Linked DNA regions of Homo sapiens: region 2 is linked to region 1. The links are chromatin loops, found by intact Hi-C in ENCODE. Cell type or tissue: ascending aorta. All regions are shown on one strand. Each heading gives the region's core, and the rest is flanking DNA. Links, peaks and the distances in the headings are about the cores only.

Region 1 (15,825 bases), core at 9,686-14,685:
GAAATTGTCTGCTGCCCCATCTCTCTCCACTGCTAGATATGAACATCTTTTTATTTTTGAGATGGAGTTTTGCTCTTGTTACCCAGGCTGGAGTGCAGTGGTGCAACCTCTGCCTCCCAAGTTCAAGCAATTCTCCTGCATCAGCCTCCTGAGTAGCTGAGATTACAGGTGCCCACCACCATGCCCGGCTAATTATTTTTGAAATGGAGTCTTGCTCTGTCACCCAGGCTGGAGTGCAATGGCACAATCTCAGCTCACTGCAACCTCCGCCTCCTGGGTTCAAGCGATTCTCCTGCCTCAGCCTCCCAAATAACTGGGACAACAGGCGTGCGACACCGCACCCGGCTAATTTTTTGTATTTTTAGTAGAGACGGGGTTTCACTATATTGGCCAGGCTGATCTCGAACTCCTGACCTTGTGATCCGCCTGCCTCAGCCTCCCAAAGTGCTGGGATTACAGGCATGAGCCACTGCGCCTGGCCAGATATAAACATCTTAATGACACAAATGATACTATTTGTCTTTGTCTTTGCTGCACCTAAGAATGCCTGGCACACAGAAGTTGCATAATAGATGCTTTACTTAATGAATGAATGCAAGTATGCATGTGACTGCTATGGGGGCTCCTTCTATCCTGGCCAGTGCCTAAAAGAGACTGGCCCATGGTGGGCACTCAATGCATGTTCATGGAATGTTTAAATGAATGAATGAGTTGATGGATGGATGGGTGGATAATTCCTTCAGTGCTTCTCCGTGCAAGGTGACCAACTATCCTAGTTTGCTCAGGACATGGGACTTCCGGCACTAAACCCAGGCAAGTCTCAGGCAAACTGGGAAAAGCTGGCCACCCTACCTACCTCCATGACACCACATAAAACCTGACTCCAGTCAGCCTGGATTAAATCCTAGTCACTTGCTAATCTTGTGTATTTTATGATTTCCTCATTTCACACATTTGTGTCCAGTCTTCCGATTTTGCTGGAGAGCATAGATCTTTCCGTAGGGTGACCCACAGTAACCCTTCAGGGCTACACAGAAACAGGCTTTGAAAGATCTTCATTATCATCATTATTTAAACTCTTCATGTGTGTTTTTTCTCTAAATCTCCCAGTGACTTCATGAGGTAGATATTCTCCTTCTCATTTTACACGAGACTGTAGAACCCTGGAGTCTGAGTGACCAATCCAAGCTAGCACACCTAGGATGTTGTAGGATTTAAAACTGGTGTAAGCCGGGCGCAGTGGCTCACACCTATAATCACCACAATTTGGGTGGCCGAGGCAGAAAGATCTCTTGAGGCCAGGAGTTCAAGACCAGCCTGGGCAACATAGTGAGACCCTGTCTCTACAAAAAAATGTAAAAATTAGCCGGATGCAGTGGCAAGCACCAGTAGTCCCAGCAACTTGGGACGCTGAGACAGGAGGATGCTTGAGCTCAGGAGGTCAAGGCTGCGGTGAGCTATGATCACACCACTGCACTCCAGTCTAGGCAACAGAGTGAGGCCCTGTCTCTAAAATAAAAACAAAACAGGCCTGTTGGAGTCTGAATCCTATGCTTAAGGGGCACCCAGGTTGGTCCCTCTTCAGCACTCAGGCCCAGATTCTGTAGGGTGTGGCAGCTGCCCATCACCCTCACTGGGTCCCTGAATGCATGGCTGGATGAAAGTCCCTCAGAGTCCTGTTCTCCAGCTGCTAGCCCAGGACCTTGAGCTCTAGAGAGAAGAGAATCAACACCACTCCCAAGGGGGAGAAATTACTACTCTCCAGCTCTGGAGATTTGGCCCATGGTGGGCCAAATGGAGGCCCATCCCTCATTTCTAACAGTCCTGCCAACTCCCCCTTGGACACAAGAGCAGGGAAAACACTTCCCCAAGGTCAGGAGGGTATATTTGTCTCCCAGGACTGCTGTCACAAAGTACTGTAAACTGGGTAGCTTAAACCCATAGAAATTATTATTTCACAGTTCTGGAGGCCGGAAGTTCAAAATCAAGGTTTGGGTAGAGTTGGTTCCTTCTGGAGGTTTCCGGGGAGAGTCTGATCCAGGCCTCTCTTCTGGCTCCTGGTGGCTCCAGGCAATCCTTGGCGTTCCTCTGCTTGTAGATGCTTCACTCCAACTTCTACCTCCGTCTCCACCTGGTCTTGCCTCTTTTTGTTTCTGTGTCTTCTCTTCTTCTTATAAAGACACCAGTCGTTGGGTTTAAGGCCCACCGTAAATCCAGGATAATTGCTTCTGGAGATCCTTAACTAATTACACCTATGTATTAGTCCATTTTACACTGCTGATAAAGACATACCCGAGACTGGGTAATTTATTTAAAAAAAAAAAAAAAAAGAGGTTTAACGGATTCACAGTTCCACGTGGCTGGAGAGGCCTCACAATCATGGTGAAAGGCAAAAAGCACATCTTACGTGGTGGCGGCGAGAGAGAATGAGAGCCAAGTGAAAGGGGTTTCCCCTTATAAAACCACCAGATCTCGTGAAACTTATTCACTACCACGAGAACAGTATTAAGGGAAACCTCCCCCGTGATTCAGTTATCTCCCACTGGGTCCCTCCCACAACACTTGGGAGTTATGGGAGCTACAAATCAAGATGAGAATTGGGTGGAGACACAGCCAAACCATATCAACCTACAAAGACCCTTTTTCCAAATAATGTCACATCCCAGCATTCTGCGTGGACATGAATTTGGGGGGACACAGTTCAACCCATTACAGAAGTTCATTGCCTTGGAGACTCCCAGTGTCTGCTGAGAACATTACCACATCACCCACTTCCCTGGGCCCTCCTTCGACAGGACATCCCTGCAACAGCTGCTGTGGAGGAGGCCACCACCCTCACCCTGCATAGACCACCCCCCCAACCCATACCCACTCTGCCCCGCCAGGCTCCTCGGAAGTCTGACGGCTCCATGACAAGCCCCACGCACTGGCGGGAGACATGGGGGTGGGGGGAAACCACAGTTGCAGAATCCCAGCATGAGAAGAAGGAAAGTGCTGACTTAAAAATTGAAACCCTGACAGATGTAGAGCTTTTTAACTCTGCGATGGGCCTGTTGGCGCTTGTCAGATCCTAGCACGTTTGCTAATGTGCATTTTCATCAAAGGAAGAGCCTGCTAGAGATCCCATGGCTGGCCCAACCTCTTTGCTTCCACCTCCCTGCTTGGTTGTCCCTGCCTGTTCTCGCCCTTCCCTCCTCCTATGCTTTCCAGTCCCAGCCTTTCTTTGTTCCTGTCCTCTCCTCCTCTCCCCTTTCTCTGTCTCTATGCCTCCTCTCATCATCCCAGGGCCCCCACCCCATCCTGTCTTCCTTCTGTCTTCTTTCCTCTCCTATTCTGTCTCCTTTTCTTTTTTTTTTTCTTTTATTTTTTGAGACGGAGTATTGCTCTCGTAGCCCAGGCTGGAGTGCAATGGTGCGATATCGGCCCACTGCAACCTCTGCCTCCTGGGTTCAAGGGATTCTCCTGCCTCAGCCTCCCAACTAGCTGGGATTATAGGCACCCGTCACCACACCCAGCTACTTTTGTATTTTTAGTAGAGATGGGGTTTCTCCATGTTGGTCAGGCTGGTCTAGAACTCCCGACCTCAGGTGATCCACCTGCCTCGGCCTCACAGAGTGCTGGGATTACAGGCATGAGCCACCATGCCCAGACTCCCTTCCTTTTCTTTCAGTTCAGCAAGACAAACATTTATTGCAACCACTACAGAATTCCAGGGACTGAGCTCACAGTGAGTGTCTCAGTCCATCTGAGCTGCTCTAACACAATTCCTGAGGTTGGGTAATTTCTCAGCAACAGAGGTATATTGCTTACAGTTCTGGAGGCTGGGAAGATCAACAGATGCCGTGTCTGGTGAGGGCTTGGTCTCTGCTTCCTAGATGGGCCTTCTTGCTATGTCCTCACAGGCTGGACCGAGCAAAAGAGTGAACAAGCTCCCTCAGGCCTTTTCTATGAAGGCACTAATGCCAATCACGAGGTCTCCACCCTCATGACCTAATCCCAAAGGCTCCACCTCCTAGGGTTTGATTTCAATGTATGGATTTGAGAGGGGCACATAAATACAGACCGTAGCAAAGACAGCATAAACAAAACAAGGCCAGGTGTGGTGGTTCACACATGTAATCTCAGCACTTTGGGAGGCCGAGGCAGGCAGATCACTTGAGGTCAGGAGTTCAAGAACAGCCCGGCCAACATGGCAAAACCCTGTCTCTACTAAAAACACAAAAATTAGCCGTGCCTGGTGGTGGGCTCTTGTAGTCCCAGCTACTTGAGAGGCTGAGGCAGGAGAATCACTTGAACCCAGGGGGTGGAAGTTGTAGTAAGCAGAGATCACTCCGCTGCACTCCAGCCTGGGCAACAGAGTGAGACTCCATCTCAAAAAAAGACAAGGCAATAGGGCTTGTCCCTATAGGGTCATAGTTACCCATTCCTGCCCTGCCATATTGCTATCTTCTCTGAATCTCTTTCCTTTTTGAGGAGCGTGTGTTACAGGGTCTTGCTCTGCTGGCCAGGCTGATCTCAAGCTGCTGGCCTCAAGCAATCCTCCCTCCTCAGCCTCCCAAAACACTGGGATTACAAGCATGAGCCACTGTGCTCGGTCACTCTTTCTTCTTCTTTCCCCTCCTCCCTTCATCTTCCTCCTTTATCTTGGGATCTTTTCTGTCTCCCTCATTTTTCAGGTCAGTTCAAACAACTCTTCCTTGCCCATACCACTGTACGTACCACTGTATTATAGGAGCCGGAGATGCAGACAAGAGCAAGATGAGTTTGCCGTCTCAGAGTCTCCTTGTTCCTCCCCACTCTGCTCTCTCTCTCTATTTTCTCCAACAAACCCCCTGGCTTTTTTTGAGACTCCACCCTGCTCTGTTGCCCAGGCTGGAGTGCAGTGGCATGATCTTGGCTCACTGTAACCTCCGTCTCCCGGGTTCAAGAGATTCTCCTGCCGTAGCTTCCCCAGTAGCTGGGATTACAGGCGTGTGCCACCACAACCGGCTAATTTTTGTATTTTTAGTGGAGACGGGGTTTCCATGTTGGCCAAGCTGGTCTCGAAATCCTGACCTCAGGTGATCCACCGGCCTCGGCCTCCCAAAGTGCTGTGATTACAGGTGTGAGCCACTGCACCCAGCCTCTATTTCCTCTTTTCTTCTCTGTCATCCTTCCCTCTCACTCCCCCAAAACCCTCCCCATCATTGTGCATTTCTTTGCCTATGCCGAGTCTCAGGCTTTAGCATCCTGTACAAGAAAGGCTATGTGCTAATTGCACTGCCTCCTCCAGCTTCCTTTGATGATGGGGCCAGGCCTCATACTCCGTATTGCAGGTGGTGCTGGAGCCACCAGCCAGGATTAGCTGATGCATGTGGACAGACAGCCAATCCAAAAGGCCCCTGCCGTAGTGGCCCCGGGCCCAGAACTGCTGATCTGCTGGATATGTCTGAGTGAACAGGAGCAGCTCTCAGAGGCCTCAGCCCTGTGGGTGGCCAGGGAAGGCTGATGCAAGTGGACACATGATCAGAAGCAGAATGAGAAGTTCCCTGCCCTGGCTCTGAGCTGGGCTGGCTGATTAGAATAGACATGCTGGGTCACTGGTTGGCTGGACCCCAGGGGTGTCCAAGGCAGATCAAAGGGAGAGGATGCCCAGGTGCTAAAACCATGGTTAAAAAGGAAGTCAGGGCCAGGTGCGGTGGCTCACTCCTGTAATCCCAACAGTTAAGGCAGGGGGATCACTTGAACCCAGGAGTTCGAGACCAGCCTGGGCTCAACATGGAGAAATCTTGTCTTTACTAAAAATAAAAAAATTAGCTGGGTGTGGTAGCGCACCCCTGTAGTCCCAGCTATTCAGGAGGCTGAGGTGGTAGAATCGATTGAGCCTGGGAGGTGGAGGTTGCAGTGAGCCGAGATCGTGCCACTGCACTCCAGCCTGGTGACAGAGTGAGACCCTCTCTCAAAAAAATTTAAAAAAAGGAAGTCGGGGTGGGGCTTCCTTCCCTGGGCTGGAGATTTGCAGAACAACCCTTGCCTGGGTTGTGTTTTCTTGAATATTCAGGAGGTCAAAAAGAAGGCAGCTCTGGGTGCAAACTGTGGCTTTGTTCCCTATGGTTGACTCTGCCCTTCTCCCTGTAACCCCATGTCCCCAACATCTATTCTACCCAACTGACGATGCCAGGCATGGGACTTCCATTCCCCTGGCCCATGACTGGTTCACCAGTGACCAGGTGATCTAGTGACAGGAAAGTCTGCGGGGCCTTTGGGAAAGCTTCTCTTGTCCTAAGGAGGAGACACTGAACAATCCTCTCTGTGTCTGAATGAAAAGCTGGGAATCTCTGCAGCCTGAGACAGAGACGACCCCAAGGATGTTAGATCCAAGTTGTAAAGAACTCACAGTGTTGATGATGATACTACACAGCCATGGGCTATATCCAAGCACGCCCTTCCTTGGATATTTTATTTATTTATTTATTTATTTATTTATTTATTTTATTGAGATGGAGTCTTGCTCTGTTGCCCAGGCTGGAGTGCAGTGGCACTATCTTGGCTCACTGCAACCTCTGCCTCCTGGGTTCAGGCGATTCTCCTGCCTCAGCCTCCCAAGTAACTGGGATTACAGGCACCCGCCACCATGCCTGGCTAGTTTTTGTATTTTTAGTAGATGCGGGGCTTCTCCATGTTGGCCAGGCTGGTCTCGAACTCCTGACCTCAGGTGATCCACCCGCCTCGGCCTCCCAAAGTGTTGGGATTACAGGCATGAGCCACCGCACCTGGCCGGATATATTTTTTTTAATTAGAGATGAGATACGGCTCTGTTGCTCAGGTTGGGGTGCAGTGGTGTTATCATAGCTCACTGCAGCCTCAAACTCCTGGGCTCAAGCAATCCTCCTGCCTTAGCTCCTGGAGTAGCTAGGGCTACAGGTTCATGCCACCATGCCTGGCTGATTAAAAGAAAAAAAAAATTGTAGAGATGGGGTCTTGCTATGTTGCCCAGGATGGTCTTGAAGTCCTGGACTCAAGCAACCCTCCTGCCTCAGCCTCCCAAAGTGCTGGGATTACAAGTGTGAGCCACTGTGTCCTGCCTGGATTTCTTATTATGTGAAGTAATGACATTTCTTAAGACCATTTGAGCCCACCTAAGTTGTGTGTTCTATAACTTGCAGCCTAAAGCATTCTGAATAACAGACTAACATAGTATTTGCCTTCTGTGAGCGTCATCTGAGATCATGATGCCTATTCCCTAGGACTGCTATGAGAATTCATGAAATGGTGCATTTAGCACAATGCCTGGTACCTAGGGAGCACTCAGGAAACATTATTGTAATTATTATTATTATTTTAGATGGAGTTTCGCTGTTGTCGCCCAAGCTGGAGTGCACTGGTGCAATCTTGGCTCACTGCAACCTCCACCTCTTGGGTTCAAGCGATTCTCCCACCTCAGCCTCCCAAGTAGCTGGGATTACAGGCGTGCAGCACCATGTCAGGGCAATTTTGTATTTTTATGGAGGCGGGCTTTCACCATGTTGGCCAGCCTGGTCTCAAACTCCTGACCTCAGGTGATCCGCCCAACTTGGCCTCCCAAAGTGTTGGGATTATAGGCGTGAGCCACTGTGCCCAGCCCATTATTGTAATTAGTACTTACCCATCAATACGTTATTGTCAATACATTCTTTGCAGGCAGTTAAATGTGGTAGTTGTTAATGCTGTTTGCCAAATAGTTCTGGTTCTCTTCCCTTCCAAGGATAATATGATTGTACTTCTTGGTTCCTTTTGGGGTAGGAGATGTCACATGATTAACTCACATGGGCTGGGTGTGCTCCAACCACCTGCAGCATCACTCTCTGCCAACTCACTCAGGCTATCAGTGACATGGCAGAGTGGGCAAAACGCTGCCTACTGCAGTGACACTTGGGCGGAGGTGTCCCTGGCATAGCTGCCTCCAAGTTACCAACTCCAAGTGACCCAGCTCTCTCTCAACTCACACACACAGCCACGTTCTCCCCAAGGCACCTACATACCACCCGGAGGCAGGCCCTTTAAGACCAGTGCAGCCCGGAGCTTCTCAGTCTATCGGGCTCTTCCATGTAAGATTAATTCTTGGGCCGGGCGCAGTGGCTCACGCCTGTAATCCCAGCACTTTGGGAGGCCAAGGCGGGTGGATCACGAGGTCAGGAGATCGAGACCATCCTGGCTAACACGGTGAAGCCCTGTCTCTACTTAAAAAAATACAAAAAGTAGCTGGGCATGGCAGCGTGCGCCTGTAGTCCCAGCTGCTGGGGAGGCTGAGGCAGGAGAATGGTGTGAACCCAGGAGGTGGAGCTTGCAGTGAGCCGAGATCGCACCACTTCACTCCAGCCTGGGCGACAGAGCGAGACTCCGTCTCAAAAAAAAAAAAAAAAAAAAAGATTCTTTCTGGCAGGACTCAAATTGCTCTTCTTGCAGTCTGGCTTCTGTAGGGCTCTCCTGCAAATCTGGAAGACATGGCTCTGTGCACAAGACCCCGTGGCAGACAGGGCCTCATCTCCACCGGCATGAAAAATTGGTGATTATGAAACAAACAAAATAATAAGTGTTGGTGAGGGTGTGAAGAATCAGAACCCTTGTACATTCCTTCCATGCTGCATTCCCACGTGTTACACATGTTACACTGGTGGGGGAATGTCACATGGTGCAGTTGCCTTCAGAAACAGTTTGGGAGTTCCTGAAAATGCTAAACATACAGTTGCCCTAAGACCCAGCAATCCCACTCCCAGATATCCCAGATATACACCCGAGAGTCAAAAACATATGTCCATATAGAAACGTGTACACATAGCAAGTGTAATGTACATAGTATTATTCATAAAAACCAAAAGGTGGACGTGACCTAAATGGCCATCGTTGAATGGGAAGATGAGCAAATCGTGGCATAGCCATGCAACGGAATATGATTTGGCAGTAAAGGAATGAAGTATTGACACACGCCATGCCATGGATGAATCTAGCAACATCATGCTGAAGAAGTGAAGGAAGCCAGAAACCAAAGGTTGCAAATTGTATAATTCCATTTCTATGAAGTGTCCAGCATAGGTAAATCCATAGAGACGGAAAGCACATGAGTGAGTGGTTGCCAGGGTCGACAGGGAGAGGGGCAGGGAGGGGAGAGAATAGGAGCAGAACGAGTGAATGAAAGATAGCGGGTTTAGGGTTTCCTTCTGCAGTGACAGAAATATTTTGGAACTTGATAGAGGTGGTGGTTGCAGAATCCTGGGAATGTAGTAAATGCCACTGTGTTGTACCTTTCTGTCTTTTTTTCTTCCCCTTCCTTCCTTCCTTCCTTCTTTCTTGACAGAGTCTTGCTCTGTTGCCCAGGCTGGAGTGCAGTGGCACAATCTCAGCTCACTGCAACCTCTACCTTCTGGGTTCAAGTGACTCTCCTGCCTCAGCCTCCTGAGTAGTTGGGACTATAGACGTGCGTCACCACACCTGGCTAATTTTTGCATTTTTAGTAGAGACGGGGTTTCACTATGTTGGCTAGACTGGTCTCAAACTCCTGACCTCAGGTGATCTGCCCACCTTGGTTTCCCAAAGTGCTGGGATTACAGGCGTGAGCCACCGCACCTGGCCAACAACGGTCTATTTTGCTATTGCATTTTGCTTCAGTTTTTTAAAAAATCAGTTATTATGAATGGAGGACGCGTCAGGGAGGCAGGAAAGAGGAATGATGTCCAACTCCACCCCCAGAAATACCCAAACCCACTTTTTGCCTGGTCCTGAACCCCTTTCTCCTAATGTGTGTCCAGCTCAGAGTCAGACACATAGTAGGTGCTCAACAAGTGTTGGTTTCTCCCCCTCCCCCACACTGCCAGCTCCTGGTATAAAGGGGGAAAAAATCTCATAACCAATGTAACTGCCGCACTTGAACCTTTGGACTGAATCACATCTGCCACTTAGGGAGGGTCGTGTTTGCCTTGTGCTCGGACTGCAGCCTGCACTTTGGGCTCAGTGTTATCTGCGGGCCCTGCCAGCTTGCGAAAACCCTGCCCAGCACCAGCCCACGCAGGCAGAATTACACGTTATGCTGGGTCTCCCTGCATTTTCTGAGCTGGCATCTTAATGAACTATTGATTAGGGTCTTTCGGGCCTGGCTAGGATTCCCCTTTTGCAGAGAGCTGCAAGTTCCCCTGGTTGCACCAATCGTCCTGGAAAGGCCTGGTTCCATGGCCGCTGGCCAGAGTCTGCACCTTCGGGAAAGTTTTGTTCTCAGGCAGTTCCCGAGGCTCCCTGGGCTAGAAGCTATTCTTGGGGTGTTTAGGGGGCTGTGGGGGCAGGAACAACAGCTGTGGCTCTGCTCACCTCTGTCGCTCCCAACCAGAATGTGAGCACCTGCTGCAGGCCGGGCATGGGCTAGGGGTGGATGTAGAGCTAGATGAGTTAGCTGAATCTTACATCCCAAGGAGTTCAGAGTTGAGAGAGGAGGAGGGAGAAGCAGGCAATTGCTCCTGTAAGATACACAGCAGGGACAGCTGCACAATTTGTGCAGCCCGGGGCGAAATGAAAATGCAGAGTCCCTTGTGCAAAAATTATTACGAAGTTCAAGTTGGTGACAGCAGAGCTTCGAGAGAGCATTACCCTTCTAAGCGCCAGCCCCTGTGTGGGCACTGATCTCATGCCTGTGAAACTCGCCCTGCATTAGTAGCAGCTAACATGAATTGAGCACTTACTGTATGCCTGTGGCTGTAGAGCTCAGGGGTTGGGAACACTGACTCTGGACCCAGACTCCTGAGTCAGATTCCACCTCTGCCTCTTATTAAATTACCCAGTCTCTCTGTGCCTCAGTTTCCTCATCTGTAAAATGGGAGCAATACTAATAAAGAGTGTAGACCCGTGTCTGGCCTGCAATGTCTGCTACAGAAGCATTCACTGTTAGTGAATTTACATGTATGGACTCAGCTGATCCCCACAGGAGTCTAAGAGGTTGATGCTATTTATTATTATTATTATTATTATTATTATTATTATTATTAAGACAGAGTCTCACTCTGTTGCCCAGGCTGGAGTGCAGTAGTGCAATCTTGGCTCACTGCAACCTCTGCTTCCCGGGTTCTAAGCGATTGTCCTGCCTCAGGCTCCCAAGTAACTGGGATTACCGGTGCGTGCCACCACACCTGGCTAATTTTGTATTTATAGTAGAGATGGGGTTTCACCATGTTGGCCAGGCTAGTCTCGAACCCCTGATCTCAGGTGATCCATCTGCCTCAGCCTCCCAAAGTGCTGGGATTATGGGCGTGAGCCACTGCATCTGGCCAGTGGATGCTATTATTATACCTGTTACCAGGTAGGGAAACCAGGCATATGTTACATTGGGTAATTTAACCTTAGTCATTCAGAGGTGAGGCGTGGATTTGAACCTAAATCCTCCCACAGCTGGGAGGGCCCTCGTGCTACCCCTGGCTCCGAGTCAGTGTTCACTAAATGCAGATGGAATTGCAGAATTGGTTTTGTTTTAGGCCGGGCACAGTGGCTCACGCCTGTAATCCCAGCACTTTGGGAGGCCGAGGCGGGCGGATCAGGAGGTCAGGAGATCGAGACCATCCTGGCTAACATAGTGAAACCCTGTCTCTCCTAAAACTACAAAAAAATTAGCTGGGCGTGTTGGCAGGCACCTGTAGTCCCAGCTACTCGGGAGGCTGAGGCAGGAGAATGGCGTGAACCCGGGAGGTGGAGTTTGCAGTGAGCCAAGATCGCGCTACTGCACTCCAGTGTGGGTGACAGAGCGATACTCCGTCTCAAAAAAAAAACCAAAAAAAAAAAAAAAACAGAATTGGTTTTGTTTCTTTTTACAAATCTACTTTATGCCGGGCACTTTCCTATCGCTTCATTCGCGATAGGAATGTTTATTTTTTTCCATTTTACACATGTGTGTTTTTTTTTTCCATTTTACACATGGGGGTATTTGTTTTTGTGTGTTTGTTTTTTTCCATTTTACACATGGGGGTATTAAGCTCCGCCCTAGGAGAAGCCTTTAGACCAATGCTGCCCAGCCTGGAAGTGGTGAATCGGAGACTGCCCTCCTGACTCGCTTGGATTCCAAACCCCTGGCTCTTTCCAGCCCAGCCCACGCCCCTCCGGAAGCTCTGCCCAGAAACGTGCATGGTTGGCATTGCTGAGCTTGCGAGTCCTGCATGGCCCAAATCCCATGAAAGCTGCCTGCACTGCATTAGAAGTGCAGCAAGGATGGAAGTGAGAGGTAAAATGTACATTTCAGCACAAAAGCTTGGAGAGACTTCATGATGCCCCTAGGGCCGTAGGGATCCTCTCCTCTCTCCCTGCCCCAGGCAGACAAAATAGCTAAACCACCCAGGAAGTGTCCTGACAGAAGATCTGCTCACCCATCATCTCTGTTATCCTGTGCTCTGTGGCCTCTGAACAGGAACCCCCAAAATTCAGATGAGCAAGGAAGGCAAAGGTGTCACTGAGGGCTTGGCAAAGTGCTTGCAGGGATGTCCCGAGAAGGCTTTTTCCTGACAGCCTCCTCAGAAGAATATGTGTGGATTCTTATTGCGAAACCCCCAAAGCTCAGCCCCGCCTTCAGAGACTCCGGGAATGAGCTGTGGGTGGAGGGGTGAGTTTAGCGGTGGCAGCTGATCCTTTCCAGATGCCGGGCTCCAGGCCTTGCGGGCAGCCAGGCTGGTCAGTGGCTCCTTGTCACATGCGTGCCACCAGAGGCAGAGGGACAGGGGAAAGGGGCAAGAGTCTGCTCTGAGCCAGGGACTTCCAGGAAGAGCCTGAATAGTCCTGCCCCAGGCGGCTGGTTCTTTCCTCTTAGTGAGCAGCCATGCACACATGATGATTTGCTTTCCTTTTTTTTTTTAATTAACTTCTTACTTTATGCATTTATTTATTTATTTTTCAGACAGGGTCTTGCTCTGTCGCCCAGGCTGGCACCCAGTGGTGTGATCTCTGCTCACCGCAGCCTTGAATTCCTGAGCTCAAGTCATCCTCCTACCTCAGCCTCCCAAGTAGCTGGGACTATAGGCGCACGCCACCGCAGCCAGATAATTTTTTTTACTTTTTAGTAGAGATGGGGGTCTCGCTATGTTTCCCAGGCTAGTCACAAACCCCTGGCCTTAAGCGATCCTCCCATTTTGGCCTCCCAAAGCACTGGGATTACAAGTGTAAGCCGCTGTGCCCAACCCAATTTACTTTTTATTGAAATATAATTTCAGACTTAGGAAAAAGTTGCAAGAACAATACAAAGAATTCCCATGTACCTGTCACCCAGATTTCCCAAATGTTACCACATTACCACTTTGCTGTATCCTTCCCCCACCCCCCACCCCTGTCTCTGTAGATACAGCTATAAAGAGGAGAAAAATGCTTGTTTTCTCAGACATCACACCTCTGTGAAATACTTCACTCTGAATTTCCTAAAAACAAGCAACATTGTCTTACAAAACCACAATACAATGATCAAACGTAGGGAATGAACACTGACACAGCGTTATTGTCTCATCTGAAAACTTTCTCCAGGTCTCCCCATTTGTACTGATGATGTCCTTTGTCACCAAAGGAAGCTCCAGATGTCATATGGCATTTCGTTGTCCTCTCTTTTGCTTTCTTTAGTCTGAAGCAGTTCCTGTGTCTTTTTATATCTTTCATAACACTGACATTTTTCAAGAGCACACGTCAGAGATTTTATTGAACATCCCTCAATTTGGGTTTATCAGCTGTTTCTTCATGGTTAGATTCAGGTTACGCACTTTCATTCACAGTGCATCCTATCAGCTGGCACATACTGCCAATTTGCCTCATTCTGGGGATGCTAACTTTGATCACCAGGTTGAGACTGTATTCTTTTAAGCTAAACACAAAACAAAACAAAACAAAAACAGAGAAGCGGCTGGGAGCAGTGGCTCACGCCTGTAATCCCAGCACTTTGGGAGGCTGAGGCGGGTGGATCACGAGGTCAGGAGATCGAGACCATCCTGGCTAACACGGAGAAACCCCATCTCCACTAAAAACACAAAAAATTTCCCAGGCGTGGTGGCGGGCGCCTGTAATCCCAGCTACTCCGGAGGCTGAGGCAGGAGAATGGCGTGAGCCTGGGAGGTGGAGCTTGCAGTGAGCGGAGATCGCGCCACTGCACTCCAGCCTGGGCGACAGAGCGAGACTCCGTCTCAAAAAACAAAAAACAAACAAACAAAAAAAAACAGAGAAGCCTGAATTCTAATGATATCCTAAGTCCAGCTCAGAAGCCGCAGACCACCCCCTCACCAATTTTTCTGCTCATACAGAAAAAAAAAGTTAATGTATCAGTTATCTATGGCTGCGTAACAAACCACCCCAAACCCACAGTGGCTTAAAATAACAACTGTTAGTGCTCGTGGCTCTGTGAGCCAAAGATACAGGCAGGGCCCCACTGGGCAGTTCTTCCACTTCACATGGTATCATCTGGGTTCACTCACATGGCCACACTCCCCCTGGAGCTTGACTGGAGCTGGAAGACCCAAGATGACCTCACTCACGTGTCTGGCACTTGGTTTTGGCTGTCAGCTGGGGTGCTTGGTTCTCCTCCATGTGGCCTTTCCAGAAGGATAGCTTGGGCCTCTTTACATCGTGGCTGGGTTCCAAGAAAGTGAAAATAGAAGCTGCAAGGCCTGGAAGTTGCCCAGCCTCACTTCTCCTGAGTTCTGTTGCTAAAAGCAAGGCACCGGGCCAGCCCAGATTCAAGGAGAGGATAAAGAATTCTTCCTTTGGATGGGAGGAGTGGCAAAATCCATTGCAAAAGAGCATGTGAGATGGGGTCTTTGGAAATGATCTACCTCAGTTAAGGATACAGCATACCAAGGGTGTCTCCTTGCCCACCCAGGGTAAGCTACTTTTATCAGTGTTTTCCGTCAACCCTGGAATGGAAAGTTGCGAAACAGAGAAGCGGGGGTTGCATACCTTGTGCTGGAAGGGAGGGCATAGAGGTCAACTCGTTCGCCCCCGGAATGATGGCAAGGAAGGTCCTGGGATTGGAATTGGAAGGAGGAAATAAAAGAGCGCTGAGGGCATATAGATTTTCCCCCATGTATGGTGCTGGGTCGGGTCCTTCAGATGTCCCGAATTTGGATAGGGGAGGGCTTGGACTGTGGCTGTACTACTCAGACCGTCCAGAGGGCTACAAAAGAGAAACGAGGCAGTCAGCCTTTGCTCTGCCTCTTCCAGAGGAATGTCAGTCCTTATGCTCCGAATTTTTAGTCTTCACTATTCTTTTCAATTCAGTTCAATTCCAAAGGCCTTTCTTGGGTCTCTGTTATGTAGCGATATTTATTGGGCACCTACTATGTCTGCAGGGCTCAGTGCTGAGGATAGAGGGATGGAAGTGAATCGGTCCTTGCCCTTTGGGAGCTCACAGCCTAGAGATGAAATTTACCTATAGACAAACCATTGCAGATCATTGTCAAGGAAATGCATGTATGTGAGTGGAATCCAGAGCTGAGGAGTGGCTAAGTGTGCCTGGGGACCCTAGAGAAGGAACATAAAAGGGACAATGCATGACTGATCACTCTTAAAGAAGGAGCAGATAGGCCGGCAGAGGAGGCAGCCAAGGGTTGGGGAGGGGAGGGACAGGGCAGGTTAGGAAACTACCCCTCGCTGAGAATGGTTATCAACAAGATATAGGGAGGATTCCAGGAGGGTGCAGAGAGATGAGACCAAGGGATAATCATGAACTAGAACTCTGCAATCTACTAATGCCGGTGTTTCTCGCTTTCTTCCTATTCTCTCCCAAGAGTCCTTGCCAGCCCAGGTCTAAAGTCCTTAACCTTGTAGACCACCCATTCAATAGAGACTTGGGCCAGGCATGGTGCTGCATGC
Region 2 (15,825 bases), core at 3,642-8,641, 51 kb after region 1:
ATATTTAACCTTTTAAACTGGAGAAGTGGAAGTTCCACGCTATTAAGTGGCTTTGGATATCAGAACCATAAAAAGAAGCTTACAGACAGCATCATGTAACCTTTGCTGGGTGGACAGGGGTCCAGGACAGGACAGGTGTCCAGGACATCATGTGACCTTTGCTGGGTGGACAGGGGGTCCAGGACAGGACATGGGTCCAGGACAGGACATGGGTCCAGGACAGGACAGGGGTCCAGGACATCATGTGACCTTTGCTAGGTGGACAGGGGTTCAGCGCTCACACCATGTGTGGCAGGGCCAGCGCTGGGCCCCAGGACACCTGACTTCCATCCAGTGCTCCTTCCTTATCCCACTGCTTCTGGATCGATGCAGGATCTTCTCAGACACTTCCGCCACCTGGCCATTCTCACACTCTGCTCAAGACTCCTTCCATGGCCGGGGAAACTTCAGGACAGAGCAAAGAAAGATCAAAGACTGAGACTGCAGATCCTCACGAGGAAGAATAAAGGAGTTGGGAGGAGATGGCTAAGATGGACTTAATTACCTACTTCTCATCTGCATGAGGGTTGTATGAGGAGGCAAGTTATCTGCCCTCTTAAACACTGCACAAATGATATTTACCAATTGATGAGTTTTAGGCTCTTCTGACGTTTGCTGAGTTCATGATTCATTCACAAGAGGGACTTTGAATCTACTTAAAAATACTCGTGGAGCTGAAAGAAGCAACAACTTAACGCTAGGTCCACACAGTTCAGGAAGAACCGCAGCTCAGGTGTGGGATGAATAAGGTTAATTTAACACCACACTTCATCCTTTTGAAAAGAGTGGCTCCATTTGTGTGTGTGTGTGTGTGTGTGTGTGTGTGTGTGTGGCGGGAGGGTGGAGGGTAGGAATGGCGTTTCATTCTTGGGATAAATGAAAGATTAATTCTAAAGTCTTATTTAAATAACTCTCGAAGAGGCGCTAGAGATGAAATTACTCTTAATTGGCCAACTTAGCACTAGCTCTTGAATGCTCAAGTGAGTGGAATGAGATTTCAGTCTGTTTAAAACTTTAACTTGTCATCTTCTTGTCTCACTCCCTCCTTTCCAGGCCAAGGACTTACTACTCTTCTATTGGAACCAACTCCAACAACCTTCTGCTTCTACTAATCAGACACAAGGCAGCATCTGGGGTGGGAGTAGGTTGGAAAGGAGTGAGCTTCTGTTTTATTTTTCCTTCTTCAGCAATCGCGAAGGTATATCCACGCAGTAGAGATGACATGACCTGGAATCGAATTCTGGCTCCACCACTGCCTAGCCATTGATCTCGGCCAAATCACTTAGCATTCCTAAGCCTCAGTCGCTTCTGTGTTAAAAGGGCTTATAATACCTACCACAAATGTTGTGATCAGTGGTGCTGGTCAATGTTTAATAACTAGTTCTCTGGAGGAAAACCCTGGTATATAGCATTTGCCCATTTCTATGGTGTAAATACTCCCACCAAAGTCAATCTCAAACTCCCAAGGGGAGGTCACTGAACACAGAGTTGGGAAGACAGGCACAGGAGCAGACACTGTAGAGAATTTTCACCAAACAGATATCATAATCTTAAGAGCATAGGTAATGGGAGAACATAGTAAATTAAGAAGTGAGGAGTTTTAGTGTTATTACTTTTATCTTTCAATTCAATGTATCTATTTAATTGTAAGTTTATATAATTTTTTATTTTTTTTCGAGACAGTCTCACTCTGTTGTCCAGGCTGGAGTGCAGTGGCACCATTTTGCTCACTGCAACCTCTGTCTCCCAGGTTCAAGCGATTCTCCTGCCTCAGCCTCCCGAGTAGCTGGGATTACAGACACACACCACCACACCCAGCTAATTTTTGTATTTTTTGTATTGACGGAGTTTCATCATGTTGGCCAGGCTGATCTCCAACTCCTGGCCTCCAGTGATCCGCCCACCTCGGCCTCCCAAAGTGCTGGGATTACAGGCGTGAGTCACCACGCCCAGCCCATACAATTTCTTTTCTTTTCTTTTCTTTTCCTCTTTTTTGAGACAGGGTCTTGCTCTGTCACCCAGGCTGGAGTGCAGTGGTGTGATCATGGCTCACTGCAACCTCAACTTCCCAGGCTGAAGTGATCCTCCCACCTCATGAGGAGCTGGAATTACAGGTGCATGCTACCACGCCTGGCTATCTTTTTAATTCTTTTGTAGAGACAAGGTCTCCCTATGTTACCCAGGCTGGTCTTGAACTCCTAGGCTGACGTGATCCTCCCAGCTTGGCCTCCCAAAGTGCTGGGATTACAGGAGTGAGCCACCACGCCCCACCAGTTCATATAATTTCTTTAAAATAATAGTTGTGCCTTCCTGTTCTCAAAAATCCAATACCCTAGGAGACATAGGGAGCCAGGTTTAGCGGTAGAGGGGATGAATTTGCAGGTAACTAAAGAACAGTATAGTTGATTGGGAGGTTCAGGGCCTGCAGTGTGCAGTGGAACTGACCTGTACTCGCCCTGCTTCCCCAAACGGGTGACCTTGGTCAAGCACTCCCATTTCTCTGCTTCAGTGTGCTCATTCATAAAATAATCATCTGCTCGTCGGGTTAATGCCAGTTCTAAATGAGATGATCTGGGGAAAACTTTTAGCACAGAGCCTGGCATATAGTAACAGCTCAATAAATGGTGGCAGCCCTCATTAGTGATGTGATAATTGTGCTAATGGGGAAGCGTACACATTGCATCTGCATTGGGAGCCTGGCCAAGGTACAGATTAAGGTGCTGGGTTCAGGCCAAGCTCGAGGAAGCAAACGAGGGCTGCAGTTTACGCCGGAAAATTAGGTGGGTGTTGACTTGGGCAGATGGCAGCCCAGCCCTTAAAAAAAAAAAAAAAAGTCCGGAAATAGGAACATTGGATGCATGCCTCTCTCTCTAGGGTGGGAACAAGGGACAGGAGAGCAAATCAATGGGCTTAAAAAGTCAAAGCAGGTCAAGTGGGCCGGGTGTGGTGGCTCATGCCTGTAATCCCAGCTCCTTGGGAGGCCAAGGTGAGCGAATCACCTGAGGTCAGGAGTTCAAGACCAGCCTGGCCAATATGGTGAAACCCCGTCTCCACTAAACATACAAAAATTAGCCAGGCGTGGTGGCACATGCCTGTAACCGCACCTACTTGGGAGGCTGAGGAAAGAGAATCACCTGAACCCGGGAGGCGGAGGCTTCAGTGAGCCAAGATTGTGCCACTGCGCTCCAACCTGGGCAATAGAGTGAGACTCCATCTCAAAAAATAAAATAAGGCTGGGTGCCATGGTTCATGCCTGTAATCCCAACGCTTGGGGAGGCTGAGGCGGGCAGATCACCTGAGGCCAGGAGTTCAAGACCAGCGTGGCCAACATGGTGAAATCCCATCTCTACTAAAAATACAAAAATTAGATGGGCATGGTGGCATGTACATGTAATCTCAGCTACTCAGGAGACTGAGGCACAAGAATCATTTGAACCCTGGAGGCGGAGTTTTCAGGGAGCTGAGATCCGGCCACTGCACTCCAGCCTGGGCAACAGATTGAGGCTCTGTCTCAATAAAATAAAATAAAATAAAATGAATAAAATAAAATAAAATAAACCCAGGTCAACTGCTCCAAGGAACAGTCTGCCTTCACCTGTCAGCATTTGTGGAGGCTAGTGAAGCACATGCTGTTGTTGGCGTGGAGAATCATGAACTGATGGTGGTGGCTGTATGAACCGCTTCGTGGGCAGTGGATCCGACCAGAGCTGAACTTTAGAAAAGATCTGTTGCTTGGATAAGGAACAGATTCGGTTGCTCAACCCAACCTGCCCTTATCGCCAATGACCCAGCTCAACGTTCTCTCTGGTTTAGAGGAAAACAAACAGGACGTTAGGAAGTAACCAGATCAGATGGTCAGAGGTGGATCTAGGGGGAGCCGGGACACTCTCTAACGCTCCTCCAGCAGGAGATGTCCTGGGCGGTGCCTAGAGGAATGTGATGGCTTCACACATGTGGAAGAGCCTAGCGAGTGAGGCTCCCTGCAGCTATGGATGTCCACTGCAGCCTCATGTCCTGGCCTCGCCCTCCCAGTATGAGCTTGGAATTTTCTTAAACAAGAAATTTCCAGTGTTGGCCAGGCGCAGTCCCAGCACCTTTGGAGGCTGAGGCGGGTGGGTCACCTGAGGTCAGGAGTTCGAGACCAGCCTGGCTAACATGGTGAAATTCTGTCTGTACTAAAAAATACAAAAATTAGCTGGGCCTGGTGGCGTGTGCCTGTAGTTCCAGCTACTTAGGAGGCGGAAGCAGGAGAATCGCTTGAACCTGGGAGGCAGACATTGCAGTGAGCCAAGATCACGCCACCGCACTCCAGCCTGGGCAACAGAGTGCCTCAAAAAAAAAAAAAAAAAAAAAAAGAAAAAGAAAAAGAAAAGAAAGAAATTACCAGTGTTGTTAAGTCTCATACACCGAACTGGCTACTCAACTTGGCTGGCCACCTTTGATCAGCTCCCAGATGCAGCCATTACTCACTTTGCAACCCACGAACTTCCTCTTTCTAAGCTGCCAAAAAAAAAAAAAAGATAATAATAAGCTAACATTACTGAGTGCCGGGTACTTTATGTGGACACTCTTCATTTAATCCCACAACCACCTATGAGGTCAGTTTTATTCTATAATCCCCATTTTATAGATGAGAAAACTGAGCTCAAGTAAAAGAATAGACCCATACATGGTCACCCAGCTATTAAGTGACTGAAGTCAGTATTCAAGCCCAGGTCTGTGTGACTCTGCACCTACCAGCTGCCAATGGACCCCAAATACCCTCTGTTCCTCTGATAAATTACCCCTGGGGTGGGGCCAGGAATAGGGCCAGGCAAACCAGGTGCAATTTTTAAGGAGGCGCTCATTCTCAGGTTCACGCAAGTCACGACCCTGAACATCATGCATGGCCCTGAGAACAAGTGCCTCCTTAAATTTTGCTCCCAGGCCGGCAGCCCCAGCAGTGCCTCTAGGTAAATACTCAGCCTCCCAGAGGGCAGGTGTAGTAGCTCACTGCCCACTGCAAGATCAGGGCAGCTCCCAGACAGGAAGAATGTTCTGGTCAGCTGTGACCAGAGGTCCTTTGCTTCTTTGTCTCATAACCACCTGGCTCTCCAGATTGAGGGGTGGGGGAGGGGTTGGGAGACACTCCAGTGGAATTCTCAGCAACCCTTCCCTGATGTGGACTCTAAGCCTAGGGGAAGATGTCTGAGACAGTGGGTCCCATCTCCCAGACCCCTTGCCACAGCTTCCTTGCCGGTCTGTTTGCCGCTTTCTGAGGAAGCCAACACTTGCCTTTATTCCTCTCTTTGACCACAGCTCTCCCCTGCAGAAATGTCCCTTCTCTGTGAACTCGGTGGTCCAGGGTCCAGGTGCTGGAATCACACAGACCTGGGCTGGAATCCTGGCTTCACTTCCAACCAACTGTGTGATTTTTAGGCAAATTTTCCCTCGCTGTGCCTTGGTTTTCCTATCTGTAAAATGGGATCATTGACACATGCTTTGCAAAGCATATTAGTTTCTTGTGGCTACTGTAACAAATTACCGCACACTGCATGGCTGAAAACAACAGAAATGTGTTACTCTCCCAGTTCTGGAGGCCAGAAGTCCAAAATCAAAATGTCACTTCCAGTATCCTTCCAGCTTCTGGTGGCTCCTGGAGTTCCTTAGCTCGCGGCTGCATCACTCCAATGTCGACCTCTATCCTCACAGTCTCTAGGTCCTTCTCTAGCTTTCTTTAGGACACTCACACTGGATTTAAGGCTCGCCTTGGTCTGGGCATGGTGGCTCATTCCTGTAATCCCAGCATTTTGGGAGGCTGAGGCCAGAGGATCGCTTGAGGCCAGGAGTTCAAGACCAGCCTGGCCAACATGGTGAAACCCCATCTCTACTAAAAATACAAAAATTAGCTGGGCGTGGTGGTGGGCACCTGTAATCCCAGCTACTCTGGAGGCTAAGGCAGGAGAATCACTTGAACCTGGTAAACGGAGGTTGCAGTGAGTCGAGATCACGCCACTGCACTCCAGCCTGGGTGACAGAGTGAGACTCTGTTTCAAAAAAAAAAAAAAAGAAAGAAAGAAGAAAGAAAAGAAAAGAAAAGAAAAGAAAAAGGCTCACCTTAACCCAGTATGATGTCATCTTCATTCTTACCTGAATGATATTTGCAAAGACCCTGTTTCCAAAAAAGGTCACATTCTGAGTTTCCAGGTGGACATGAATGGGAGACACCATTCAACCCGCTGCACAGAAATAAGGCTGGCCTAGGGCCCTCGGCAGCCATTCCCTCTGCCCTCTCCTACACCCTGCTTGGAGGCTTTTTTCTCCCAGGGGAAAGAGAAAGGTTGCTTCAGAGAGCAGCGTACTTGGAGCAGTGGCAAACTTCCAGTGCTTGTGAGCCAATTCCCCCTCCATCCAGTAGGCCCTTCCCTGGTTTCTGACTAAGTGTGAGGGAGGGAGGATGAATCGAGGCCAGATCCTCACTCATCTGAACTATACTTTCCACGGAAATAAACTTTCCCAAGGAGGCTGGCTGCCCCCTGCTATTCTTAGTCCAGAGCCTGAATCGACAGCAACGTTAATCATACAGGAAAACCATCGTCGTGGGACCCTGGCATGTGCTAAGTTGTGGCCACACCTTTGCACACCCAGGGTCTCATATGATGGTCACAGGTCAGTTTGCAGGTGAAGAGCCAAGGGTGGGAAGTGTCCATCAAGGAGCCCAAGGGACACGTTGCTTTCAAGGGTGCAGAAGGCTATGCCAGCTGCACTGCACCCCAGCACCCAGCACAGATCATCGAGGTAACACATGTTTTGTGCCTGCCTGACTGGGCTGGGTGTTTTTCCCACTCGATCCTCAGAGAGGCAGGAAGAAAGGAAGTCCTGACTCCAGGATCCTGCAGCTGGCTGCCTGCACCCAAAGCCTGCACTTTCCCGCTTCCCAGACCGGTCTCTGATCTCACAGTTCCCATCTTTCTGACCCTTCCCTATATGGGGGGCAGGTGCGGGGAGGAAGCTTTCCCAGGAGGAGCAGCAGGGCAGGTGGGATTTCTCCTTCATGTGGTCTTCATTCTGCAGAGAATGAGAAAGAGACTGGCTCTGGGGGGTATCAAAGTGTGTGAATGTGTGTGGCTGTGTGTGTGTGATCATGCGTTTATGCATATGTGACTGTGTGTGAGCATGAGTGTGTATGTGTGTCTGTATGTATGAGTTTGAGAAAGTGTGTGCGTGGCTGTGTGTATGAACAAGGGAGCATGTGGGTGTGTGTGTGTGGCTGTGAGTATATGCAAGTATCTGTAAGTGTGTGAACATGTGAGTGTGTACGCTAATGTGAGTATGTGCGTGTGTGAGAGTGTGTGTGTGTGTGTGTGTGTGGTTTTACAGGGGGGCAGGAAAGGGACAGGGGTGGGAGCAACATTCCTTGGAGGTTGAACCAGAGCTGGTGGAGGGACCCTCTCCTCCTCCCCTCTTGCCTGTTCCCTCTTCCCTCCTCCTTCCTCTTCCTTCTCAGCCCCTCGCCCCTTCCCAGCAGATTCTATTAAGCAACCCGGGACAAATGAAAGGGGTGAAACTGGGCGGGCGCCTGGCAGGGGGGTCAGCAGGGGCTAAGCGGTCAGGGCACTCGTCCCTGCCTTCCCAGGTTCCTGAACGCTGAGGATTACAGCTTCGACTGCTGCTGTTTAATCAGCTGGTAGCAATTTAACCATTACACCCCAGTGAGAGAATCCTAGACATTTCCTACAGGAGGGGGACGGGAAGACTAAGATGCAAGGAATGCAGAAGGGGGGTGGTGTGGAGACACAAAACAGCTTTATTAAAAAGAAGAAGGAAAGAGAAAAGGAACATGATGTGTCATTGTATCTCAGCTTGAAATAAAGCTCCCAGGGCTGGGAAGGAGAACGCAGACCCCTGGAGATGCTGGGGAGAGGGGAGTTGGAGGGTTGAAACAGGGAAGATGGGTGCGGGTTGGGTGCGGGGGAGGGGACATCAGAGAAGCCTGGATGTGGGATGTGGGAAGTTTTGTCTCCTGCAATGAGGGGCGGTCCCAAGACCTAGAGAAGGCCCTGCCCCATCCAAGCCTTGCCCGAGATGGCCCCTCAGAAACTGGAAACAACAGAGCAGTTCAGCGAGGAGAGACTCACTTTTGCAACCACTGGTCCGTTTGTAAGTGCGTGGAAAATGAGATCGGTAGAAGCGAGGAGAGACTCACTTTTGCAACCTCTGGTCCGTTTGTAAGTGCGTGGAAAATGAGATCGGTAGAAGTGAGGTTCTTTAGCAAATGCACTTCCAGCCTTCAAAAAATGAAAACAAACAAATAAACAAAACTTCTCCAGCCAACTTTCTTTTCTCTGGTCCCACCGTGCCTTAAGTGCCTGTACTTGAAGTCTCCAGCTGGCTGCTGCCCTGAGCCCCCCAAAGCCAGGCAAGAGCCACCTGTGGGGTGTAATGCAGAGCACCGGGAACCTCCGTGGAAGGCAGCCCTGGGAGAAAGCAAGGATGGAGTTTGGGGCGTAGAAAGGGAGCCCTGGGAGAAAGCAAGGATGGAGTCCAGGGCGTAGAAACCTGCCCTAAGATCTGGGGTTTCAGATTTGAGCCCCAGGCCTTCCTTGGCTCACTGAGAAAACTAGGGCAGGTTGCTGAAGCTCCTCTGAACCTCCGCTCTTCGTCTTGATTTACAGGGGTTGGTACACTTTTTCTGCAAAGGGCCAAATAGTAAATATCTTTGCGAGGCATTACAGTCTCTGTGGCAACTATTCAACTTTCTTGCTGTAGTGTGGAAATAGCCATGGATTACCATAAATGAATGCACATGGCTGTTTCCAATAAAACTTTATTGACAAAAACAGCCAGCCCATGGGCTGTAATTTTCTTTTTCCTTTCTTTCTTTTCTTTTCTTTTCTTTTCTTTTCTTTTCTTTTCTTTTCTTTTCTTTTCTTTTCTTTCTTTCTTCTTTCTTTCTTTCTCTCTTTCTCTCTTTCTCTCTCTCTCTCTCTGTCTCTCTCTCTCTCTCTTTCTTTCTTTTTGACAGTTTCACTCTGTCACCCAGGCTGGAATGCAGTGGCATGATCTTGGTTCACTGCAACCTCTGCCTCTTGGGTTCTAATGATTCTCATGCCTCAGCCTCCCGAGTAGCTGGGACTACGGGCGCCTGCCACCATGCCCGGCTACTTTTTATATTATTAGTAGAGACGGGGTATCACCATGTTGGCCAGGCTGGTCTTGAACTCCTAATCTCAAGAGATCCACCCATTTTGGCCTCCCAAAGTGCTGGGATTAAAGGTGTGAGTCGCCACGCCTGGACAGAAAAAAAGTGCAATTTTCTTAGCCAGTTCTAGAAGTAGGAATGATGGTGTCTTCTTCCCAGTGCCTGCCTCCTGGTGTCCAGTGAGAATGAAACACAGTGGTGTGTGGTAGCACATCTCCAGGATCTGAAACAGGATGGCCAATGGCCATCCAGGGCACATGAGTGAGACAGCTGGGGCTTTTCTGACCAAAAAACTTTCCACTGACTTCCCGTCATGTTATGTCAGGGACAGGGAAGACCCAATGCTGAATCAGCAAATAAGCCACTAGTAGGAGTCTAAGAGGATATCGTCTTGGACACAGAGGAGCTGGACTTTGCAGTGTGAAGAGGAGGTTTTCAAAGAGAGGGCATGGGGATTAAAAAGAAAGAAATGGGCCAGGCACGGTGGCTTACGCCTGTAATCCCAGCACTTTGGGAGGCCAAGGTGGGTGGATCACCTGAGGTTAGGAGTTCAAGATCAGACTGACCAACATGGAAAACCCCCATCTCTACTAAAAATACACAATTAGACGAGCGTGGTGGCACATGCCTGTAATCCCAGCTACTCAGGTGGCTGAGGCAGGAGAACAGCTTGAACCCGGTAGGCGGAGGTTGCGATGAGCCAAGATCACACTATTGCACTCCAGCCTGGGCAACAAGAGTGAAACTCCATCTCACAAAAGGAAAAAAAAAAAAAGGAAGAAAGAAATGACATTTCTGCTTAAGACCCAAAAGAGGCAGGAGGACCCAGAGTCTGGTGTGTTGGAGGGAAAATGAGGAAGGAGACAAGCAGGTATGAAAGACTGAGTGCCGCCCCATTTACTACCATGGGCTGGGAACAGACAGGGATGTTCCAGACAAGATGGCTGCAGGATATCGTGGTGAACGTTGGAGTCACGAATGTCACATGCCTGCTTGACCACTTTCTTGTTATGTGGTCTTCAAGAAACGTCTTCAGTCCAGGCGTGGTGGCTCACGCCTGTAATCCCAACATTTTGGGAGGCTGAGGCGGGCAGATCTCTTGAGGTCAGGAGTTCGAGACCAGCCTGGCCAACATGGCGAAACCCTGTCTCTACTAAAATACAAAAGTTACCCGGGGATGTGACAGGTGCCTGTAATCCCAGCTACTTGAGAGGCTGAGGCAGGAGAATGACTTGAACCCAGGAGGCAGAGGTTGCAGTGAGCTAAGACTGTGCCACTGCACTACACCCTGGGCAACAGAGCAAGACACCATGTCAAAAAATATATATATTCACCTCTCTGAATATCCATCTCCTCCTCTGCAAAATGGGTGTTATCCTCTCACTTATTCCCATGTGTCCTGTGGAAGGGATCAAATGGGAAGGTAAAGAGTAATGCTTAACACAGGGCTTGCCTGGCACGCAATAAGCTCTCTGGAAACAGAAGCTATTATTATTACGACCACTATTATTATTACTATTTTTCCTCTTGTGCTCCTCTGCCCCCATTGCCGAAGGGTGTAAACAGGCTAAGGGGACTCCTTGATGCTTAAGTCTGGAAGGTCTAGGTGGTGGCCTCTGCCCTTCACTTTGCCTCAGGATGTGGACTTTGAGCACTTCAAAAGTATCCGGTCTGGGGGTCGGGCACAGTGACTCCTGCCTGTAATCCCAGCATTTTGAGAGGCTGAGGAAAGAGGATCTCTTGAGACCAGGAGTTCACAACCAGCCTAGGCAACAGAGTGAGACCCTGTCTGTCTCAAAAAATATTTTTTTTAATTAGCTGATCCTTCAACCCAGGAGTTCGAAGCTGCAGTGAGCTATGATTGCATCACTGCACTCTAGCCTGGGCGACAGAGCGAGACCCTATCTCTAAAAAAATAAAAGGATCCTGTCTGACTCCTCCATTATTAGGTAGGAGAAAAGGGAATGGGAACCCCTGAGAAGAGGAATGATCAGGCCAAGACCCCACAGCTGGTTAGTGAAGCACCGCCACCTCAACCACTCCCTAAGTGCCAGGCAGAGAACATGGACCGCTCCCTCTATCCCTGACAGCAGGTCTCCAGGAGATGCTTTCCCAGCCCCATTTTCCAGATGTAGAAACGGAGGCTTAAAGTGACTTCATCAGATTCAAATGACTATTACAGTGTCGGCAGAGCTTGGGCTTGAAACTAAGAGGAGGGGACTCCAAACCTCAGGCCCTTTCTTTGGTACACTGAGACAGACACCTCCTACCTCCTAAGAAGCAGCCTAACCAAATATCGAAATCAAGCCCGTCATCTTGGTAGGGTGACCAACCACCCTGGTCTGTCCACAGCTGAGCAGGTTCTGAGACGCTGGGCTTTCAGGGCTAAAACTGGGCTAAAGCCCTGAGCAAACCTAGGGTGACTGTACATCTCGGTGTTACAAACGCCAGGTCCTAAGCTGCCAGCCTTCCCACCCTGCCCTCCGTTCCCATCTCCACATCTGCGTCGTGCTGGGTGTGGGTAGAGCCTTCAATTGCCATTGCTGTGAATCCCCGTCGATCTTCCAAAGTAAGCCTTGTGAAGTCACCTTAGGGCACAACGTACTAAAATTAAAGCATTAGTTAAAATACATAAAACATGAAACAGCGAAAGCAATGGAAACAGCTGAAATAGTATAATAAAACATGTCATTACAGCAGATTAGGATGAAAAATAGTTCTTGCATTATGCCCTGAAGGTTGGCAAACTGGGGCTTCGTAAATATGTCAAGAAATGTACACACAAACGCACACGCATAGATATTTATATACAAAATCTCAGAAGCAGTGGAACCAGCTGAAATGGTAGAATTATGTGCATCTCGCGAATAAAGTGTGCATTATTGCCCTGGTTTCTGTAACACGCTCAGATATAGATGGAGGAGGGGACAGAAATTTCAGAATCTGCAGAATGTCACAGGGTCCTGCCGTTTCCCATCAAGAGTTCCCTGGGAAGGTAAAGTCATCAGTATAAGATCAGCTCTCGGACCCTCGCGCACTCGCCTATCAGAAGTCTCTCTGGACTTGTTCCCTTGGTGTCTGCTACTCCCACTCAGGCCCCACGCGACATCACATTCCTGTTGCTAATGGGTTCACAGTCTGTTTTGCCATATGGGAGGAGGTAGAATTTCTTTTTTTCTTTTGAGACAGGGTCTTGCTCCGTTGCCCAGGCTGGAGTGCTGTGGCATGATCACAGCTCACTGCTGTGACCTCCTGGGCAGAAGCAATCCTCCTAACCTCAACTCTCGAGTAGGGGACTACAGGCATGCACCACCACGCCCAGCTAATTTTTTTATTTTTAGTAAAGATGGGGTTTCACCATGTTGGCCAGGCTGGTCTCAAACTCCTGGCCTCAAGCGATCTTCCCACCTTGGCCTCCCAAAGTGCTGAGGTTACAGGCATGAGCCACTGTGCCCAGCCCAGAATTTCTTAAAGGCAACTACAAGCCAACTTTTACCCACTGTTACTCCCGGCTGGGATTGCCCAACACCTGCATGGGGCCATGGGAAAGGGGGAATAGGTAGGGTGACTGACCAACCGTCCCCACTCGCCCAGGACTGTCCCAGACCTAGCACAGAGAGTCCTACATTGCAGAAAACCCCTCGGTCCAGGGCCAACTGGGATGGATGGTCCCCTCCAATCACGTCCCTCTCCCATGGCTCTTTGCCAACAGTATTCCATTTCTTTCTAATTACATTTCTAAGTTAAAGGGGGACAAAGCAAAGCTAGTGAAATTGACTCAACCCACTCCTGAGTCATTATTTCCCCCACTGGTTCCAAAAGGAAACATTTGACTCAGATTATGAGAATTAGCAGAAAGATATGAATTGTTTGTGTGTCACCAAAGCCCTTGAGCAACGACTGTCCACCCATGATCAGCAAATTAGCAAATTGCTTCTGGGTTGATCTTCCTGGCGGGGCTTGGGGTCTGTTTTATTTCACTGACAGGCACCTGTCTCCGATAGTAGGGCCCTCAGAGTGATAAATTGCATCCATATTTACTCTTCTTCCCAAAGCTAATTGTTGGGGGTGAGGGTTGTGTTTGAAATACCTTTTTGATGTGCTAAGAGCTTCCTACGAGGTAAATAAACAGACCGTTGGGCTTAGCCAGAGGTGTCTGCAGAAGCCAATATCCTAATTCTCGGTAGTTAATGGACATTAACCTCTCCAGCTTTCCCTCTTTCAGCTCACACCCTCATCCTATAATCATTGTCATTACTTATAATAACATTTTACACTGGTAGGTCAGCTTTTCTTCCTAAGTGCTCTAGTCTTGCCTAATGAGTAGCTTTCGAATCTAAATAATGAAGCATTTGCCCTCCTCAGGTTCCAGCTTCTAGTGGGGAGAATGCTTTTCCCCTGACCTTTTGGTTTGAGTGTGCACACATGCACCCACACACTGCATACTCACACACATACACACACGCATACTCACACACATACACACACGCATACTCACACACATACACACACGCATACACACACAATGCATACTCACACACACGCACACACATTCATACACATACATGCATACTCACACACATACACACAGGCATACACACACACATGCATACTCACACACATGCACACACATGCATACACATACATGCATACTCACACACATACACACATGCATACTCACACACGTACACACGCATACTCACACACATGCATGCACACATGCATACTCACATGCATACTCACACATACACACATGCATACTCACACACATGCACACACGCATACTCATGCACATGCACACACCCATGCATACTCACACACATATGCATACTCACACATATGCACACACACATGCATACACACACGCATACTTATATGCCTGCACACACACATACACACATGGAAACACACATGCATACTCACACATACATACATACACGCACACACACATACTCACACACATACACACATGCATATGCACACACACGCATACTCACACACATGCACACACATGCATACTCACACACTCACACATGCATACCCACACACATACATACATGTGCATACTCACACAATGCACACTCACACACGCGCACACACATGCATACTCACACATACATGCATACTCACACACATGCACACACGCATACTCACATGCACACACATGCATACCCACACACATGCACACACACATATGCATACTCACACATACATGCATACTCCCACATGCATACTCCCACACATACATGCATACTCACATGCACACACGCATGCATACTCACACACATACACACATGCATATTCACACACACGCATGCATACTCACACACATGTATACTCATACGCATACTCACACATACATGCGTACTCACACACGCACGCATACTCACACAAATACACACATGCATACTCACACACATGCCCATGCATGCAACTCACACACATACACACATGCATATTCACACATACGTGAATACTCACGCATGCACACACACATGAATACTCGTACACACATGAATACTCACACACATGCACACATATGCATACTCACATGCACGCATACATGCACGCACACATGCATACTCACACGTGCACAAAGACATTCTTACACACACATACACACACAAACACATACACACGCACACACACCTGCTCTATGCATTTGTTTCTCTACAGGATCCAAATAATGAAGATAGCTTCCTTTTTTGTTGTTTTGTTTTTGTTTTTGTTTTTATTTTGTTTTGCTTTTTAGAGTTAGGGTCTGGCTCTGTCACCCAGGCTGGAGTGCAGTGGCACAATCACGGCTCACTGCAGCCTGGAACTCCCAGGTTCAAGCGATTCTCCCACCTCAGCCTCCCAAGTAGCTGGGACTACGGGCACATGCCACCATGACCAGCTGTGTGTGTGTGTGTGTGTGTGTGTGTGTATGTGTGTGTGTTTTGTAGAGATGGGGGTCTCACTATGTTACCCAAGTTGGTCTTGAACTCCTGGGCTCAAGCAATCCTCTCTCCTCAGCCTCCCAAAGTGCTGGGATTATAGGTGTGAGCCACTGCTCCCATTGACTCTCATTTTTTGAGTGCTTAAAATCTGCTCAGTTACTGAGCTACAGGCACTCAGCCTGCATTGATTTTATCTGTGCAAGAAACTCTGTGATATTTCAATGGGGGCAATCAGCCCATTCTACAGAGGGGGAAACCGAGGATCTAAGAGGTACAATAACTGTCTCAGAGTCACATGGCTAATAAGTTACAAAGCAGCCATGACTGTCACCAGGGTCCGCATCCTTAGCCACCACCGAGCCAAATGACCCCAGCCAACTCAGGTCCTCTGAATGCCATCACCCACTAACCTTAGGCAAACCTCAGGGAGAGAAGACAGTCTCAAGAACTCCCTCCCAGTGGGTAGCATTTTGCAGCTACAGAGCCCTGAAGACCAGTTGCTCCATTATAGAAGTGGGAAGTGTCACTGTCCCTGTTGTGCCTGGCGTCCCACTGCTGGGCAGTCTGGACCTGGAGCAGTTGTCTTTCGGAGAGGGTGGCCGGGCTGCCTACACCCTAGCTGGACCCTACTGTGCCTCGCCTGCCCTGGCTCAGTCCGCTTCTCCT

Evidence for each region. A loop is a pair of places that touch in the nucleus more often than their neighbours do. Peaks named below come from ENCODE experiments on the same cell type or tissue, not always from the same donor. Only the 100,000 strongest peaks of a DNase experiment are listed, where the experiment ranks them.
Region 2: a loop joins it to region 1, with 2.8 times the contacts of the local background. A loop is called at or near these places in 10 of 110 quality-filtered maps.

What each region holds. Positions count from the first base shown.
Region 1 is chr12:116,431,153-116,446,977 of GRCh38, reverse strand. No RefSeq gene overlaps it. Among named protein-coding and RNA genes, the nearest start is that of MIR4472-2, 11 kb to the right of the region's middle. In ascending aorta, for the core only: no CTCF peak of the experiment used is centred there; DNase peaks (open chromatin) are centred at 12,087 and 12,537; H3K4me3 peaks cover 1,473 bases; H3K27ac peaks cover 2,197 bases.
Region 2 is chr12:116,374,010-116,389,834 of GRCh38, reverse strand. No RefSeq gene overlaps it. Among named protein-coding and RNA genes, the nearest start is that of MIR4472-2, 46 kb to the left of the region's middle. RefSeq lists an enhancer at 6,250-6,926. In ascending aorta, for the core only: no CTCF peak of the experiment used is centred there; DNase peaks (open chromatin) are centred at 6,454 and 7,766; H3K4me3 peaks cover 570 bases; H3K27ac peaks cover 1,864 bases.